2 separate regions of the Mus musculus genome follow, and region 2 is linked to region 1. The links are chromatin loops, found by intact Hi-C in ENCODE. Cell type or tissue: gastrocnemius. All regions are shown on one strand. Each heading gives the region's core, and the rest is flanking DNA. Links, peaks and the distances in the headings are about the cores only.

Region 1 (8,616 bases), core at 515-8,514:
CCTGCACGTGCACCTGCGTTTCTTCTTTCTTACACTGAGGGGGTCGGTGGCTGAGAGTGAAGGAATATGTGTCCCCACTCCTCTCTTAGCTGTCCCCTCCCTTCAGCTGCACAGATGCTCCAACCCCTTAAAAGGGACCGACTTCCCACGCTTGATGAACAAAGCAGCGGTTCTGGTTTGTTGCGGGCCCCGCCCTGCCAGAGTTCACCGGGACTGGACTGTCCTGCAAAGGAGAGATTCGTATGGTGGCCCAGATCCCTTTTGCTATTTTTACCTTCTGTTTTGGGTTTTGTTTTCCGTGTTCTGGGAATCAGCCAAGCAAACCTGGAGGTTGCAGGACACATTCGGAAACATAAGGTTACATTGTTGCCTCACTTGATCTTGAAATCTTTAGCTAAAGATGATTCCTCTAACTGGAATATCCCAAGGGACTGGTTTAAAGTTTGCCCCCTCCTTGGCTTTTTTTGTTCACTGGACGGCTCTTGTAGCTGAGGGGCATCCATCCATCCCCCAGGAGTGGGAGAGGGCCTGGGGTTCGGGAAGCCCTTTCTTACCCTTCTAGGATTCATCCTTCATTTCACGCTGGCTCACTTTTGTTCTTACCTCTAGACTCCCTTCTGTTTTCCTTCTCCCCTTTCCCTCTTTTCTTGCTCTTTCTCTCTTCTGACTCTGCTCCTTACGTTTCTGGCCAAATATGTTTCTGGGAGCCCATGATTTGTTGCATGTTTGGGGGCTGTCCTGTTCTCAGCTTGATGGAAATTTGGCATTCGTGTAAAATCGGTTCCCTTACATCTAGGTCTTTGTGTGAAATCCACACTTAGGAAGAGTAGGGCTTTAGATAGATAGATTTGTTCTTGTACCAGTTAGAGTCTCATTAACTGATCTCTCTCTCTCTCTCTCTCTCTCTCTCTCTCTCTCTCTCTCTCCCCGTGTGTGTGTGTGTGTGTGTGTGTGTGTGTGTGTGTGTGTGTGTGTGTGTGCGTGTGCCCGCACACCATCACCTCAAGTGCTTTCCCTGTTGTAAAATAAAAGACAGGTCCCGGAAGAGCACTCTCTTTCAGCGTGGTTCATTTACAGTGAAGTCAGTCTCCTTGGCTCCTGTGTATCAAGGTGTGTTTCCCCTTCTCTCTGGGCCTTGGACACAATCCCGGGAAAAGCCCAGGAAATCATTTCTGTGACCCTGTCTCCCGCCTTCCATGAAACGTACCACAACCCTTGTACTATGAGCCTAAATGGAGAATATCAAAAGTGAACACAAAAACCCCACATACACCCACCCGACCTGTGATACAGACTAAAGGTAAAAAAGTGGGGATTCTTTTCTCCATTATGGTGAAGCCATCTGGGGAAAGAACGTAGGTTTTCAGTAGAAACAAAGTCTCAGATGGGAGAAGGGCCAGTGGCACCTCCCCGACCCGCGCCTTAAATTCTAGATTTTTGTTTAGGATTAAAGAGGAAGAAAAGACACATCGACCAACCCCACTTTGAATTTATAAACCTGGCCTTCCAGTTTACTGCTTGCCACCAGTTCCCAGAGGCTCCACCAAGAGTAATAAATGATATGTGTTGTGTCATCTGGGGGTTCTTGATGGTTTCAGAGAGAGAGAGAGAGAGAGACAGAGAGATTATATGGGGCTTGCTATTTAATTGAATTAGAAAATAGGTCTGTAAGTAAACAGAACCAGGACATAGTGTCCTGACTGTGCTCCGCGGTCTCTTGGAGTGCCCAGGGCGCTGAGAGAGTGGCATGATGGGAAGGTGCTGCTATTCCAGCGGAAAATGCTTGCGTCCTGGGATCCCCTACGGGGGTTTCCAGGTAAGGAGACGCGTCAAACTCGCGCCAGGAAGCCATCTACAGGGAGAACCCGGCTGACTAAAGTTCAGTAGCAGATTCCACACAGGGCTCTAGAAACTGTCTGGCTCCTTTAGAGTCTTCTGCAAAGGAAAAGAAAATGGAGTTTGTGGGAGGGTGGGAGTAAACTGTGTTTATCAGCTGGGTCAGCTTCTAAGCTTCTTTGACCTTGATGGCAAACACGTTTTCCCTGTCTGCCAGTGCCCTGTGTGGACATAGGGTAACCGGTAACTTTTCAGTGCCGTATAATCTGTAAACATGTATAAATCAGGGCACCGCGGTGGTCAGCCACTGCCCATACAGTTGAAGTTCTCATGCGGTTATAGGTGCATCATAAAATGAGGAGATTGGTTTTAAAATCTATCCCAGAAATGTCTTTATTTTCTGTGCTTAAGACCAGAGAGTCTGGTAAGTCTTGGCTTCAGTTAACACTGCTGCCTTTAATCTAAGATGTCAGTGACTTATTCTCACTGTGGCTACAGAAGGACAGATTTTTTTTTTTTCCCTTTTTGGTTTAGTTCCTGATTTTTTCAGACTGGTTACCCAATCGCTTTAAAGGACGTTTAGTATGAACAATGAGCCTTTGGACCACAAAGTTCCTTATGTGCTTACAATAAAACTACATTATGGAATGTTATCAGTGACTATTGCTTCTTTCTCTCTTTTTTTTCTTTCTTTTCTTTTCTCACAGAGAAACCACTATGATATACATTTCGTGGATTCAAAACCCAGACTTTAAAAAAAAAAAAAAAAAGGTCCCCAAAGAACTTGTATTTAATTAATATATAATTTATTTAATTAGTTCCCTGCCTCTTTTGTGGTGATTGTCTTGATTTCTGGTTCCAGTTTTTACAACAGGGAGAGTTTCAGGCATTTTTCTGGTTCACCTCACGTTGTCCACAAGGCGCCCCACCCTACCCTTCCCACCCCCGATCCTCTGGTTGGTGAACTTGAGACTTGGTGCAGTTTTACTCTCTTTCACGCCCGTCCTCTCTCTGTGGCGGCTTTGCAAAAACAGTTTTGTGCAAGCAGACATGACTTAACTCTACTCCGCACATAGAGAACTATTCAACTTCACTTTTATGTGTTTTGAATACTGCCTCATGCAAGACTGTGACAGCAATAAAGTATGCATGGGCAACCTTGTTTTAATAGCAAAAGGGAGCTGCTTTTAATTAATAAGTGGATCTCTTTATGTCTGGGATTTTCAGTTTATTTTGTGGTTCTTTAGAGTTCTTCAATTATGCGGCCTAAAAGGACTATGTTAGTGGAGACTAAACCCCTTTTAAAAATTCTGTCACCTAAATGTTTTCTGTCTGTAATCTCTGGGTTTTTTTTTTTTTTTTCTTCAGATTACTGTTTTTTCTTTCTTTTTTTTTCCTTTCTTTCTTCCTTTCTTCCTTTCTTTCTTTCTTTCTTTCTTTCTTTCTTTCTTTCTTTCTTTCTTTCTTTCTTTTTTTAAATGCAAAAACCAACAGGACCCCTCTGTAGCAGTTTTTGTCCAAAGCGTTAGCAGGTATAGCCCACAATTGCAACTTGTATACTGTAAGCCACAGTGGAACTCAGTACCACGTTCTCCAATGGATGATCTGCGTGCAGATCTGTACTCTTCACTTGGGACATCACAGAAGCTCCATTTAAACCAAAGGGTCCGGTTGTATTTCCTTCTCCTGACATCTGCTTGTAAGCGACTTAGAAATAATCAGTTGAACTCCTATAGGAGAACCATCTCCTGGAGGCTACAAGAGTCCTGGTGGCAACCATTGTGACAACCACCTTATCTATAGATTTTTTAATCAGCTCAGTCAAAACCTAGAATACCATTTTGTCTTATGACTTCCCCCACCAGATCGCTTTCATGAATGTCCATACGGGTGAGTGTATCCACGGGTGCTTGTTGCGGACTTATGCCTGTTTGTTCTCTTTGAAGCAAGATCTGCCTGAGAAACACACTTTGGGGATTGAAAGGAACTGTCTAGGCACGATCATTTCATAAATACAGGAGATAGTAACCTTGATGGGTTTTTCACAGAAGATCTCACATGTCAAAGCCAGAAAACAAAGCCACACTTTAGAATGGTGCTTAGAAAAAATGAAAAAAAAAAAATCTTTCTCTCTAAAAGTGAGACCTGGGTTTTTCTGATTTCTTTCTGGCATCTTGGCGCCGCTGACCTGGCAGTGTGTCACATCAGTCAGTAGATGGCAGTACTGTTCCACGGCAGCACTTTTTCAGATCCTTGGACGCACTGTCTAACATTTCATTACAGTCTAATTTTGAAAATGCCTGATTAGCTACATTAAGCAATGTTTGGGTGATTTTTTCCCCCCTTTTAAACTTACAGAATTACAACCACAGCCTGAAAGGAAGCCATTATTGGTAGACAACATGATTATCAGTTGCAATTTAGCCCGTGTAATAGGGGTGCAGTGCATAGATGTTTAATTATATTTGTAAAGGCAGTCAGTATAAATATATAAAATGGTTAACAAGAATGGTTATGATTTCCCAGTTATTTTAGATCAGTATTTTTATCTGACCTCTCCCTCGAGCACCACCGAATCATTACGGAGAATCACGCCAATGGAATAGTTCTTAGTTCTGCTGAGAAGTCTTGGCGTATAATTAACTCACTGACTAAGCTAGCTCACATCTGTACAGTGGATTTCTTTGGAAGTTAGGACAAGGGCCGTCCTTGGAAAAGGTGGATTATGTTCTTGTGTTGGGTCTCTGCAGGTCTCTCAGGCATTGTATAGTTCAGAAAAACAGGCTGTTCTTTCGGGTTTTTTTTTTTTTTTTTTGGGTTGTTGTTGTGTTTTGTGTGTGTGTGTGTGTGTGTGTGTGTGTGTGTGTGTGAGATCTAGATTATGTTAACCAGCCAGCTCTGTGGTTTAGGATGAATGTAAAATAAAAACATTGTCACTCGCACTGGAAACTTGTGCCGTTGGTTGGCAGTTGAGGCACTCCAAGACGTTTTCTTATTTAACATACTTGACTATGGGGAAACTCCATGTTGGATGGGGTGTTAAAATTGGTAGATCCTCCCTCCCCCCGTTAAGAAACAAAAGCATTATGTTATTAATACTACATTTGAAATGTTTTTGTTAGGAAATACTTTGGGAAGTGTCTTCCTTGGAAATTGAATGTTAAGAACATCAGAACATCACCCCCCCCCCCACACACACACACCTGTCAGTCTTTGGTTTTCTCATCGATTGACTGGATACATCACCAGCGCTGTAAAATCATAGCCCTGGGCTGGCCTTCTAAAAATTCACATTTTAGAAGCGGCAGTGCGTTCTTGCTGTGATCCCGCGTTGCCTCTGCATATTCCAGCAGATACACTTGAAGGACACGAAGCGTCTGCACTTTGCGGGGCAGAAGGGATTTGCCTCAGTTCCCATTTGAAGCTTCCTCTATGTGGGTAAATCTCTAGTAACCGTGCAAGCTGGAAATTTGCTGCATAAGCCACAGTCTTCTGATAGACAAAGCATGTAATTTCTCACTGGTTTTGCTGAGTAACCCACCGCCCGTGGCCTGGATAACACACTAGGACAATTCATCTAGTTGAATGTGTGTGTTTGTGCACATCCATACATACATAATGCAGACACTCCGATTATAACCACTATAAAATAGAATAAAATAAAATAAAATACGCCGGTGGGAATTTGTATGACTTAGGCCGAGTGAATGAAATAGAGACATGACATATTTATTGCCTCTTAGCAGACAGAGATAAGTATAATAATAACAACATATGCTAAGGTGTTTTGTGTCATGGACACCCCACCCTACCCCCATTAGGTTCTGATGGGAGATGATGTCAGCCAGCCAGGAAGCACAGGCATCAAGCTCACTGGTAGCACTGCCCAGTGGAGTGAAACACTTGCATCAAGCAAGAACTCCCTTCCAGCAGCAAGGTGGTGAGAGTCAGAGAGTGCCTCTGTGCCCTTTAATGATGTATTTTAAAATTGTGCCTTAAAATGGTAGAAGACATGTGTTTATGAAAGTGCTGCTCAATTCCAATTTTAATTTATTGGTACCTTATTGAATGTGGGGAAACGTCAAGATTCTTCGTGTTTTGACCCACACGCAGAGATTTCATGAGCAGTGTCCTTCTCCAGCCTGCTGTAGGATAAGGGTACAGGGGGTGGGGGTAGCAGGGGGTGTGGCGTGGGGGGCTTCATTTCTGTTTTATGCACAGCCAGACTTGCTCTTATGTTTGTAATATTTAAAGGAGTTCAATAGGAGGCCCACGATTCTTTGATCTGATGCCACATTCAGTTTAATGAGAAAGATTTTTCATATTGCGGGTATTGAACGTCTCCGCCACTTCAGACCGATACGTTATAATATTCGATTTACACCTTGTACCCATCTTTTATTTCGCATCCCCGAGTCCGCCCTCTTCCCCTCTGCTGAAACAGGTAATGACAAAGATCCTCCTCAGATCAATTTTTGTAAAGGGGCACCCCGACGGGTACCAAGACTGAAGCGTGACATGAGCCTTTTCCCAATACAATGGGTGGCCTAACATTCCTCTGGAAGCCAGGCTCATTAAATATTCGGTTCCTCCACCACCCTCCCCTTCCTCCCCTTCCCCCCCTCACACACTTCGCTCACTAAGTCTGGGGGTTTCTTCACTGAAGACTTAGGAAAATTGCTTTGCGTTCTCAGATTGAATTTTTTATGTGTATGACTTCATGATAGCATTAGCATGTGCTTTGATCCATGTGTGAATGGCACTGGGTCGGCGCTTATTGCCACATCCAGATGGTGTTACAGGGAACAAACAGTTGTGTTTTAAGATTTCTCAATAGACTGTCTAGACTGTCCGTGCAGCAGGCAGATACAGCCACCCATCAAATTAGCGTTTGTCAGATTTATGGTAATGGTTCACCAAAGCCTTCCTGTCATTGACATTAAGATTTACGCCTCCAAAGTTATTTTGTCTTCCACAGAATATAGCTTGCGATTGCTCGGATTTAAAAAAAAAAAAAAAAAAAGTTGAAGACAGAAAAGTCTCTGTGAATGTGAGCTGTTTCTGAATGAAAAGAAAAATATAAAAGGAATTAAACAGTGGCTGCGGCTCAGGGTCTGTATTGATTAGGGAAAGGCTCCCTTCCCGCCTCGCCCATCCTGTTCCCATCCCCCCACAAGTGATAAGACGGGAACTCCGAGGTGGCTGGTGTCTCCCATTTGCCCCTGGTGGAAAGAAAAACATGTATGTGGGGGACTGTGGCCAGATTTTGCCCTTTCATGTTGTTACTTCTAGTAATGTGATCTGCTGTCCCATCGCGGTGGGAGTAACCTTTTGACAGGCAGTATGTCCACTCTCAGTGGAAATGGTTTCCCATGTCTGGCCAGGCTGCCTTTGATCCTACCTCCTTCCAGCGTGGGGTCACAGCTACCACGGCTCTTCCGAGAGTCACAGGTTTCCTCGAGGAAAGCGAGAGACACAGGGGCTTAAGATAAATAAATAAATAAATGTGACCCAAATCCCTCTCCGGTGTTCAATCATCAATGCTACAGAGCTGGGGAGGGTCGCACATGCCATGCCACAGGGCATCTCTGGGTGGGACCTTTCAGGCGGAACCGACCGAGCACGCATTTTTTAATGCTTGGGTCACAGGGACGAGCCTTTGCGCCTCTTTCATCCAAAGCAGTTTGAGGAGTGAGGGCCATCTCCATCCTGAACATGCCGAGACATGTCTGGAACTGCGTTTTCCTATTATTGTCCCTTGGTGTGGATGAGTGGCTGGGAGGCTGTGGGCGGGCGGGAGGGTTAGAATTCTGAGACCGTGGCATGGCAGAGAGTATGGAGGGAACTGACTTGGTGGGGGCGGAAGGCTCCAAGCACCAAAGCAAGTTCTTTCATTTCTCTGAGACCTGGCATTTGGGAAAACCCACGCAGACCGTCTTGATATGTCAGAGTGGAGATAGAGAAGGGTGTCTTGTCTTATTCTTCCCCAGGCAGTAGTAATGGAGGTGGTATCTATTACTGAGTGCAAGGAGGGATTAGAGGGCTCCCTGATAGCTCTCTCTGGTCCCCTTGTGGCTTTTCCTTGCTGCTTCCAGGTTCTTCCTTCCCTTTTGGCCCTTGCCATTCAGCCATCCTTTGGTAGACTGCCAAGAACTCTGCTTTTAAAGGCCTCTCCTATGTGGGTTTGAACTGAATTGTGAACGGTTTGTCAGCTGCATCAAAGATGCTGTAATTTGGGGTTCAAGGTAAATCTCTCTGCATTATGTTCCATCCCCTCCCCCCCAGAATAGTGAAATAATGGCTTTTCAGCTTTGCTTCCATTCAAGACTTCCCGTTCTATGTCCTAAGTTACATTTTTCCTGCATTGATTCCTCAGGATATTAGGGTTTCTCTTTATTTGCTTTTTAGCATGAGTTATGACCAATTTATTGGAAAGAGTCTGATTACCTAAGTTGTAAACTTAGATGATTTCCCAGAAAAATAGTGGGAACATTTTGTTGAATGATTTTTTTTTTCTCCTTCCAAAGCTGCCCCTTGCCTCTTGCCGTTTCTTTCTTCTCCTTGTTCTACTTAACTCGAAAGGTTACTTACTCACTTTGTATTCTGCGACGCACATTTCTTCTGGACACTCTGTGATCTTTCCTAAGTTTTGATGAACTAGTACATTGTTAAGGGGACCATCATTTGGGTGAGGTCTTCCAAGCTCTGCTAAAGATGCGTTGCCATCCTGTCTTTCCACAGACTCTTCAGGGTTTTGACAGTAGAGAGGGTGCTGTAGGG
Region 2 (8,616 bases), core at 57-8,056, 920 kb after region 1:
GCTCTTAACTATATGTCTTCTACTTTCACCCCTCATTGCCTAGTGCCACAAACCTATAGCTTCTTATTACCAGAATTTTGTTTGGAACAGTTACCGCCATGAACAAGGGCAAGAGATTTGAAAGCTGGCCACTTTTTGTAATACCTACTTGGACTACAGTCAGCTCAGTTGTCTTTGCCACAAGTGATGGTAGAGACGAACTACCTCTTTGTTTGTCCCCCGTCCCTCTTCCTCTCCTTGCCCACCCCATTTCTCTTCGGTGGTACTGGGAATTGAACACAGTACATGTAACTTACCTATAGGTAGGTGCTCTACCATTGAAGTATATTCTCAGCCTTCTTTTTACATTTTATTTTGAGATAGCTCTCCCTAAACTACCTAGACTAGTTTTAAACTCACTTTGTATCCCAGGGCAGACTTTGAACTTGTGACCTTCCTGCCTCAGCCTCTTGAGAAGCTTGGATTACAGGCCTGTATCACAGATCTAGCCCCGTTGACTGTCTTTGGCTGTTTATTTCCCAACCCAGACAGAAACATGTGCACGTTAAATAGTAGGGCTCACTCAGGCTTCTAGCCAGGAACTCTATCTTCTTCAAGAGTAAGAATCTGCAGGCTCCAGGCTCTGAGCCCTTCTTTTGAACCTTCTTGTTTTTGTCTCAGTGGAAGAGTACCTTCTTGTTCTCCCTGGATAGAAGAGATGAGTTATTTCTGATCCCAAACCATAAAGTTTCCTCAAAGATAAGGAGTCCATTGAGCCCCACCCTTTCCTCTCAGTACCCTTAGTTTGTAAAGACTAAACAAGTAGTTGCTTCAGTTCTTCAGCCTTTATTTATATCCTGATCAATTGAGTGATGCGATTGACCGATTGTTGACCACTCTCCCTAGAGTCATGTCTGAGAAAGCACTGCTCAATAACTTCATAGATTGTTCCATTTGGTAAATGAACTAGGGCACTTTTCACTAGGAGGGACAGAAAATCTGATCAAATATACTCTAGTAGTGAGGAAATGCGTTTATTGCCTCACCTATCTTACAAGTCTAAGCAGAAAAATGAACTTCATGCCACAATGATTCCCATCTCCTAAACCCCTCCTTACATCTTTCTGTAGATGAAGAAATAGTTGATCAAAGAATCACAGGGCTTTTGTGGAGGCCCCCAAGACTCACAGCATCAAGCGATACCTGTGTTCTTACAAATACCCTGGAATGTGACCTGGCTTTTGTACATGTCACTGACCACACTGCAGTGCTCAAAAATAAATTATGCTACCTCGAGAGTGAGTTGAAGTTTGGAAATTGCTTTCCTCCATCCTTTCCATCAAAGAAGGTCAAGCATCTTCCACATCCAACCATGCCCAAACATATTCACCTAGACACATACACAGACAGCAATGCATTTAGCAGAATTTGGACACAAAACGGAGGCACTTAGTGCTCTTGTTTTGTTTTTGTGTTTAAAGCAATACTGTATTTGTCCATTTTTTTAATTTAAACACATTCTAATATTGATAATGATGTTAATTCATATTTTTAACCTATATGCCCCACAGCAGCAGCAGCAGCAGGCTGGCCTGAAACTCACTCTGCAGCCAAAACTGGTTTCTAATCTTCCTGCCTCAGCCACCCAAGTGTTGGTGTTACAGGTGTGCACTGTCATGGCCTGTTTAACATTTACCTTTTAAATGAGATAATGCCACATTTAAATTTCATTTTAAGCAATCCGAAATGTTACTTTGGAGGAGAGAATAGTAACAAAGTTAACCTTCCCAAGCAACTATGTGTGTGCATTGAATATTTTGCATTACAGCATAGATACAGTAACAATTCACTATATCAAATTAATATTCTGATGATAAGATATCAACTAGCTCCCTCTGGTGGCACTGATGATTTAAGCTGTTGGAGAAGAAAGATGTATAAAACAGTAGTGAGGCTGTCATTTTTTTTTTTGGAAATACTTTTGATGTCTTTGAATTAATTACATAGGTGTTTTAATGCAAAAAGTCTAGAAAAGGAGTTAACAAAGGAGGAAGAATGTCTGCACAGATTTATACTCTAAGCCTTTTTCTTCTTTTCATCTGGCATTATTTGACTGTCTTAATTCAAATTAGAGCTTGTTTAACTAAGTACACTTATATTTCATCTCGAAGTTGAACTAGATTATGTTCATTACAATATAAGTGGAATGCTTTATGAATCCTATGGTAGAGATCCCATGGGGTCTTCATCTCAATTGTTCTCCTATAGCATCTGACCTATCGAAGATTCTCTTAATGCCCTTTTCCCTAGCGAACGGTTCTCACCGAGGGCTGAAGGAGTTCTCAGCAAGTGGGCAATCCTTCAGCAATGTCAGCAGCCACATCCACCTCCAGCTTCTTGGTATAGAAAGAACAATCCTACTTGCTCAAAACCGAACGTAATTTTTTGACTGTAGAATTGTCTGGCATTCAAGATACTTGGTCAGATGCCCAACCAATACTTTGGAGAATATATTCAAGTTCAGTCAGTTAGTTAGATTAGATAATCTTTCCTGTTTCAGATGATTCCCAACCTTGCCTTTTTAACCTAGCATCTAACATTTGGGTGAAGCAATGTCTGTTGACCTTTCTTTAGTCCTAACATGGTTAAGATGTTTCAAATCATACAACACAAATCTGTACCTTTGTCTGAAATTATCCCTCTAAGAAAACCCTTGGAATCTTGAAAGAGACATTTCTAGTGTACCCTGACGGCCAGTGGACCGTGGTAGTGATGGAAGATCCTTTCACCATAATTTTTAAGTGGTTGTACTTCAATGAGGTGTATATTGGCTAGTCCTCGCAGCAAGGTTCCCGGTATGGATAAGGGTGGCATTTTAATTCAGACTGATACATGGGCAATATGAAAGGTAGAAGCACACTCATTCCAGGGCCACATGGGAACATCCTGGGGTTAAGGGTAAGTGCTGTACCTGAAGCACAAATAGACCTGTGCTTTGTTCTTGTTAGACGAGAGGCCTTGAGTGTTTGCCTTCTCTTCTTTGCTTATAACATGTAAGCATGATCATCTCACCAGGCGTTTGTGAAATATAAATATTACTGAAAATTGGCTGCACAGAGTACGGAGTCTGACATTTAAAAAAAAAAGACTCTTTAAGGCTCTTTCTTCTCTTAGAGAAGGGAAGGAACAGTTTTAAAAGTGGGGTCATGGCAGGAAGTACTTGCTCTGTCTAAGACAAGGAAGGCAGATGACACGCTAAACACAAATTTCTTGTATATGATTAGATTGTGTCCACGCATTTTCCCTGATAGTATTATCTTGTGAGTAAAAGGATAATTCCTCCATCTTTCACGCTATTTTGTAATATTCTGCGCTGGCTTTACTGTTTGGGACACTCTTTCATCTATCAGGTTTGGCTTGGCACAGTGGAAGATCCTTAACTGCCCTGAAATTTCCATCTGTCTGAACAGAATCCCATGTTTTGTACCTACCTTCCTTTGCTCTGAGAACAGCATCGAAAGACAGTAGCAAAATCTGTCAGGAAACCTCAGCTTCCAACTTATCCTCGTGATTTATCTATGACGATCTAGTGGTATTCAAAAGATGCATAATTAAAGTCAAGTTTTAGAGGCTAGTGTTTGCAATTGTTCATTGAAATGGTGCCATCATGTGGTGTGAGTAGGAACAACATGCATCCAGCAAGCCAGTACTGCAGATAGCAAGTTGCTTTTAGTTTTTTTTATATATTTAATTTCATGTGGAAAACAAATGATAAAATGAACCCCTGAACCAAGTGATTAGCTATCAAGAATCCTGGACGATGTTCACAAAGCACTGTGCTGCTTTGGACTGTTTAGTAATTTGATTTTCTTCCTTTTCTTTTTATAGTTTATTGAGTGTCTTTATTTATTTATTTTTACTTATTTACTTTACATCCTACTCACAGCCCCTCTTCCCAGTCAGTCCCTCCCACAATACTTCCTCCTCTTCCTTTCTCCTCTGAGTGGGTGGGGGCCCCCTGGGTATCCCTTACACCTTGGCACATGACTCAGACAAGGCATCCCATCTAGAAGAACATATCTCATGTATAAGCAACAGCCTTTGGGATAGTCCCCCTCCAATTGTTCAGGACCCACCGGAAGACCAGGCTATACATCTGCTACATATGAGCGGGGAGGCCTAGGTCCAGCCTGTGTATATTCTTTGGTTGGTGGTCTAGACTCTGAGAGCCCTAAGGGTCCAGGTTAGTTGACTGTTGTTCTTCCTGTGGAGTTCCTATCCCTCTGGTGGTCGCAATCCTTCCTCCTGTTCTTTCATAAGAGTGCCCAAGATCCATCCACTGTTTGTTTTAATAGTTTTACATTTTTAAATCAAAAGATAATTAAATCATTTGACCCTTCTCTTTTCTCCTTCAGATCCCTCCTACTGGTCCCTGACTTCCTTTCAGATTCATTGCCTTTCAGATTCATTGGTTATTTCTGTTACATTTACATAGGCATAAATATGCAAATACAACCCACTGAGTCCATGTAGTACTGCAGCACTCAGAGAGGAGCATCGCAGAAAATGACAGCTTGTGAAAATACAGGAACAATTGATCGTGGGTGCCCTAACAGGTACATCTACAACACAACTCCTGTACCTAAAGCTAAGGGGCAGAAAGGTTGTAAGGGCCAGAGAACCAGGAAGTCTGCTGTGAAATTGTGTCTCCTAGGAATTGCATGGAAGTTACACTCATAATCCTGTAACAATAGGGCTACCTAAGTAAGACCCTAACAATATCATCACTAATAGACATGCTAACATGGAAGTGGGAAATGTCAAGTGACCCAATCCCTTCACAGAGAACTATGGCAAATGAAGGACTGTGGAAAGACAAGGAGTTAAGAGCGCTCGTCCCTGAAACAATATATCTAAAAACAAATGTATTAATAATTAACATAGTTGACCAACATTAAACACATAAGTGTTCTGTGGTCTACATGGTAGATTGACCATATCTTAATTTAAATGGCAATGAAGAAATTAAAACATATAAAGGGGAAACCCCCTGGCAATGGGCAAGGAGAAACACCTGTTGTTGGTAGTGTTCTTATAGCAGTCAAGGGCAGAGCAGATGGCAGTCCCTTGTTCATCCTAGTCTGATGCCTGCTTTGGTGACCAAAGCTGTTTTATGCCTGAGACTCATAAATATCAAGTTGAAGAAAATAAAATCTAACATACACAGGCAGCTCAGTGAGGGAAAAGGAAGAGAGACAGAGACCTGTTGACCACCATGGCACCCACAGACCTGCCCTCCTGAGTCTGGCACAGGACACCACTTACCACCACACCACAAAACGTGGATGGGGGTGTTGTTACCCAGGGGCTTGGAGCAGGAACCACCACAGTGTGCAAGTATGCTGCAGTCAGATGGAAGAGGAAGAGAAGAAACTTGAACATTATGAAGAGAGATGGAACTGGAGACTTGAGAATGGAATGAAGTAGCCTGTTGTGAGTGGACAGCCCTGCCACCTCGGGCCATGGTGAGGTCCCAGCCGAAGCTGCCTCCAAGGGCCATGTCTGAGTCCATGGCTATGCAGTGCCAGGGGTCAGTGTTGATATCTGTGGCTCACATTACCATAAAGCTTCTTACAAGGTCATGAGCTTGGAAGAGCTATCCTTGCCCTTCATCAGCTGCAGGACTTGGGGGAGCAGGCTCTGCACCTCACCTGGGTAGCACAAAAGGGCTGGCCATGGTCAAGGGGGCATGTGTGAGCCAGCTCCAAGGGTGAGAGCATGGGAGAGTTGATCCTGCCACCCATCTGCTGTGAGGTGGCCTGTGTGTGTGCGTGGGTGATGCCCTCTTGCCCCTTATCACCTGCTGCAGTTGGGAGAGCTGACCCTGGGGTCATGAGAGCAGATGAGCTGGCCCTGTCCCTCACCCACTACAACACTAGGAAGAGCAAGTCCTGCATCTTGCCTGGGCAATCCAGTGAGTCAGACCCAAGGGTGTGAGTGGGTGAGATATCCCATGCCCTTTCTGCCTGTAGCACTCGGAAGAGTGGGTTCTCGAGTCTTGACTGGGCATCCTAGCAGAGCTGGCTTTGGAGGTGCGGGCACAGGTGAGCTGGCTCCAAGGGCATGAGGGCTGGAGAGCTGACCCTGCCTTCTGCAGATGGTGGCACTGGGTAGCCTAGCTGGAGCAGGTAAGGGAAAGCCTGAGTACTGACCAGCTCAGCTGCCACCCAGGCTGAGATTCAGGGCTCTGAGTTGGCCCATCCCAAAATCTGCATCATCTTCAAATGGTTGGGACTCGTGAAAGGGCTGGTTCTGCTGTTCCAAAGCTTCGGGATCTCCATGACACAGGGCAACAACAACAGGATTGTTGTGAGGACTCCCAGTGAGGATCTGTGATGGTTTGTATATGCTTGGTAGAAGATCCCAGCACCATGGGATAATCAACAAGAACGGCAGTGGCAATGGAGTGGATCAGCTTGAGCTTAGAGTGCTACAGAGGGCAGAGCTAAGTGACACCAGCCCTTTGGAGGAGCCCAGAAAATCATGTGTGGATCTCAGACATTGGAACAAGAAGCTGTAACGTTGATATCTGCTGAGGAAAGATGCTAACAGGGAATGAAACCAGAGCAGGAGAGAGAAGTTTGTTGCAGTCATCAAAGATGAAAAAGGAGTTGGAGATCTAACGACCACTTTGACATTAGAAGGGAGATGAAGAGTTTGGAGTTTGCCCTGCTGGTTTCTTGTCTTGCTTTGGGAATTATAGTTAAGTGATTGGATGAATCTCAGAAGAGACTTTGAACTTTGGACTTTTAACATTGTTGAGACTGCTAGAGACTATGGGGACTTTGGAAGTTGGACTAAATATATTTTTGCATTATGCTATGTTTAGGTATGCCTCCCCCAATAGACTCAAATGTTTAACAAGCCTATGGGGCCAGGGAGTAGAATGTGATGGTTTGTATATGCTTGGTTCAGGGAGTGGCACTATTAGGAAGTGTGGCCCTGTTAGAGTAGGTGTGTCATTGTGGGTGTAGGCTATAAGACCCTCACCCTAGCTGCCTGGAAGTCAGTCTTTCACTAGCCGCCTTCAGATGAAGCTTTAGACTCTCAGCTCTGCCTGCACCATGCCTGCCTAGATGCCACCATGCTCCTGCCTTGATAATAATGGGCTAAACCTCTGAACCTGTAAGTCAGCCCCAAATATATGTTGTCCTTTATAAGATTTGCCTTGGTCATGGTGTCTGTTCACAGCAGTAAAACCCTAACTAAGACAGGATCCAATATTCATGTTGTCACAGAAGCCAGAGATATTGAACCAGACCAATGATTCAACGCAATGAACATTTGCAAATGAAAATGTGTGATCAGAGAAGTATACTATGGGACACATGGGACACACTACAGCTTCCATGATGAAATATTTTCTATACTTTGGGTTGTTTTGTTGTTGTTGTTTGTTGTTGTAGTTGTTTGTGTGTGTGTTGTGTTTGGGGGGAGTAGGTTGTAAGGGTGAAGGATGTATATGAGGGGAGATGAGCAGGGGATTGGGTGCATGATGTGAAACTCATAACGAATAATAAAAAGTGTTAAACAAAATAAAGAGGTGGGAGAGAAGGGAGAGACAGAGGGAGAAGTAGAGGAGTGATGGGGGAGGAGAGAGAGTAAACAGGAGTAAGAATAAATGCTAGATGGGACATGGGACACGGAGGAATAGGATACAGTAGGTTGTGGCACAGTCTTGAGTATTTAAAGAGACAGATACACTGATAGGGTTTTAATTAGGCCTCAGAAACCCAAAGCTACAGATTAATGTGCAGCTGTGTAGGTTAAAAATGTAGTGACATCAAACATAGAGAAAGTGTAGATAGTGCCTAATAGAAGTCTTACCACTAACAGCTAGTGTTCATGGTTCAAGGTATTCTGTGTGCTACTGGAGGAAAAAAGGCAATCCTATCCCCCAGGTACAAACTCTGACCTGCCTGTGTACGCTGGTGTAATAGTGGTACACGTGTTATAGGAGTTATCCACTTTCACATTGGACGTAAGCCACATTCTATGAGATGGAAGCCGTACTTGACACTGCTACAGTGTCAAAGAACTGAGACTAGATAGGTGATGGGCCCAGGGAAAACTTAATTCTGTTATTCTGCTAAAACAATATGGCAATAAAATGGCTCCTAATTACATACTGCTGTCTCATAGATCAGTGTCTTGCTCAACCACCATCAGAGAAGCTTCTTCTTGCAGTAGATGGGAATGAGAAGAGATTCACAAAGAAAGTGAGAGACCTTGGAGCACTCAGCCTTAAATAGGATATCTTCGTCAAAGCTATCTGCTCAAGGCTCGGGGATCTATACGGAGGAGGAGGCTGAAAGACTGATTGTAAGACCACAGATGACGGCTTATGTCCAAGGAAACAGTGTACTTCAGACCGACAAGACTGATGCACATATGTACTCACAGAGACTGTGGCAGAGCGCACAAGACCTGCACGGGTTCAAGGCAGATGGAGTCCTGGCACTGAGTTGGGGAAGTGGACACCAGCTCCACCAAGAAGCTGTATGCAACTGGTACTCAATAGCAAAGGAAAGATCGGTTTTCTCCAATAAAGTCTCACTGAATATATTAACCAAGCAT

The links. Peaks named below come from ENCODE experiments on the same cell type or tissue, not always from the same donor. Only the 100,000 strongest peaks of a DNase experiment are listed, where the experiment ranks them.
Region 2: it touches region 1 in a loop (13-fold over the local background); 38 of 42 quality-filtered maps call a loop at or near these places.

Annotation. Positions count from the first base shown.
Region 1 is chr13:113,873,556-113,882,171 of GRCm38, forward strand. The region is part of intron 1 of Arl15 (ADP-ribosylation factor-like 15); the gene reads left to right. Among named protein-coding and RNA genes, the nearest start is that of Arl15, 83 kb to the left of the region's middle. In gastrocnemius, for the core only: no CTCF peak of the experiment used is centred there; a DNase peak (open chromatin) is centred at 4,050; H3K4me3 peaks cover 370 bases.
Region 2 is chr13:114,789,844-114,798,459 of GRCm38, forward strand. The region is part of intron 1 of Gm34790 (a long non-coding RNA gene); the gene reads right to left. Among named protein-coding and RNA genes, the nearest start is that of Gm34790, 24 kb to the right of the region's middle. In gastrocnemius, for the core only: CTCF peaks have their summits at 1,877 (motif pointing left) and 3,663 (motif pointing left); a DNase peak (open chromatin) is centred at 3,655.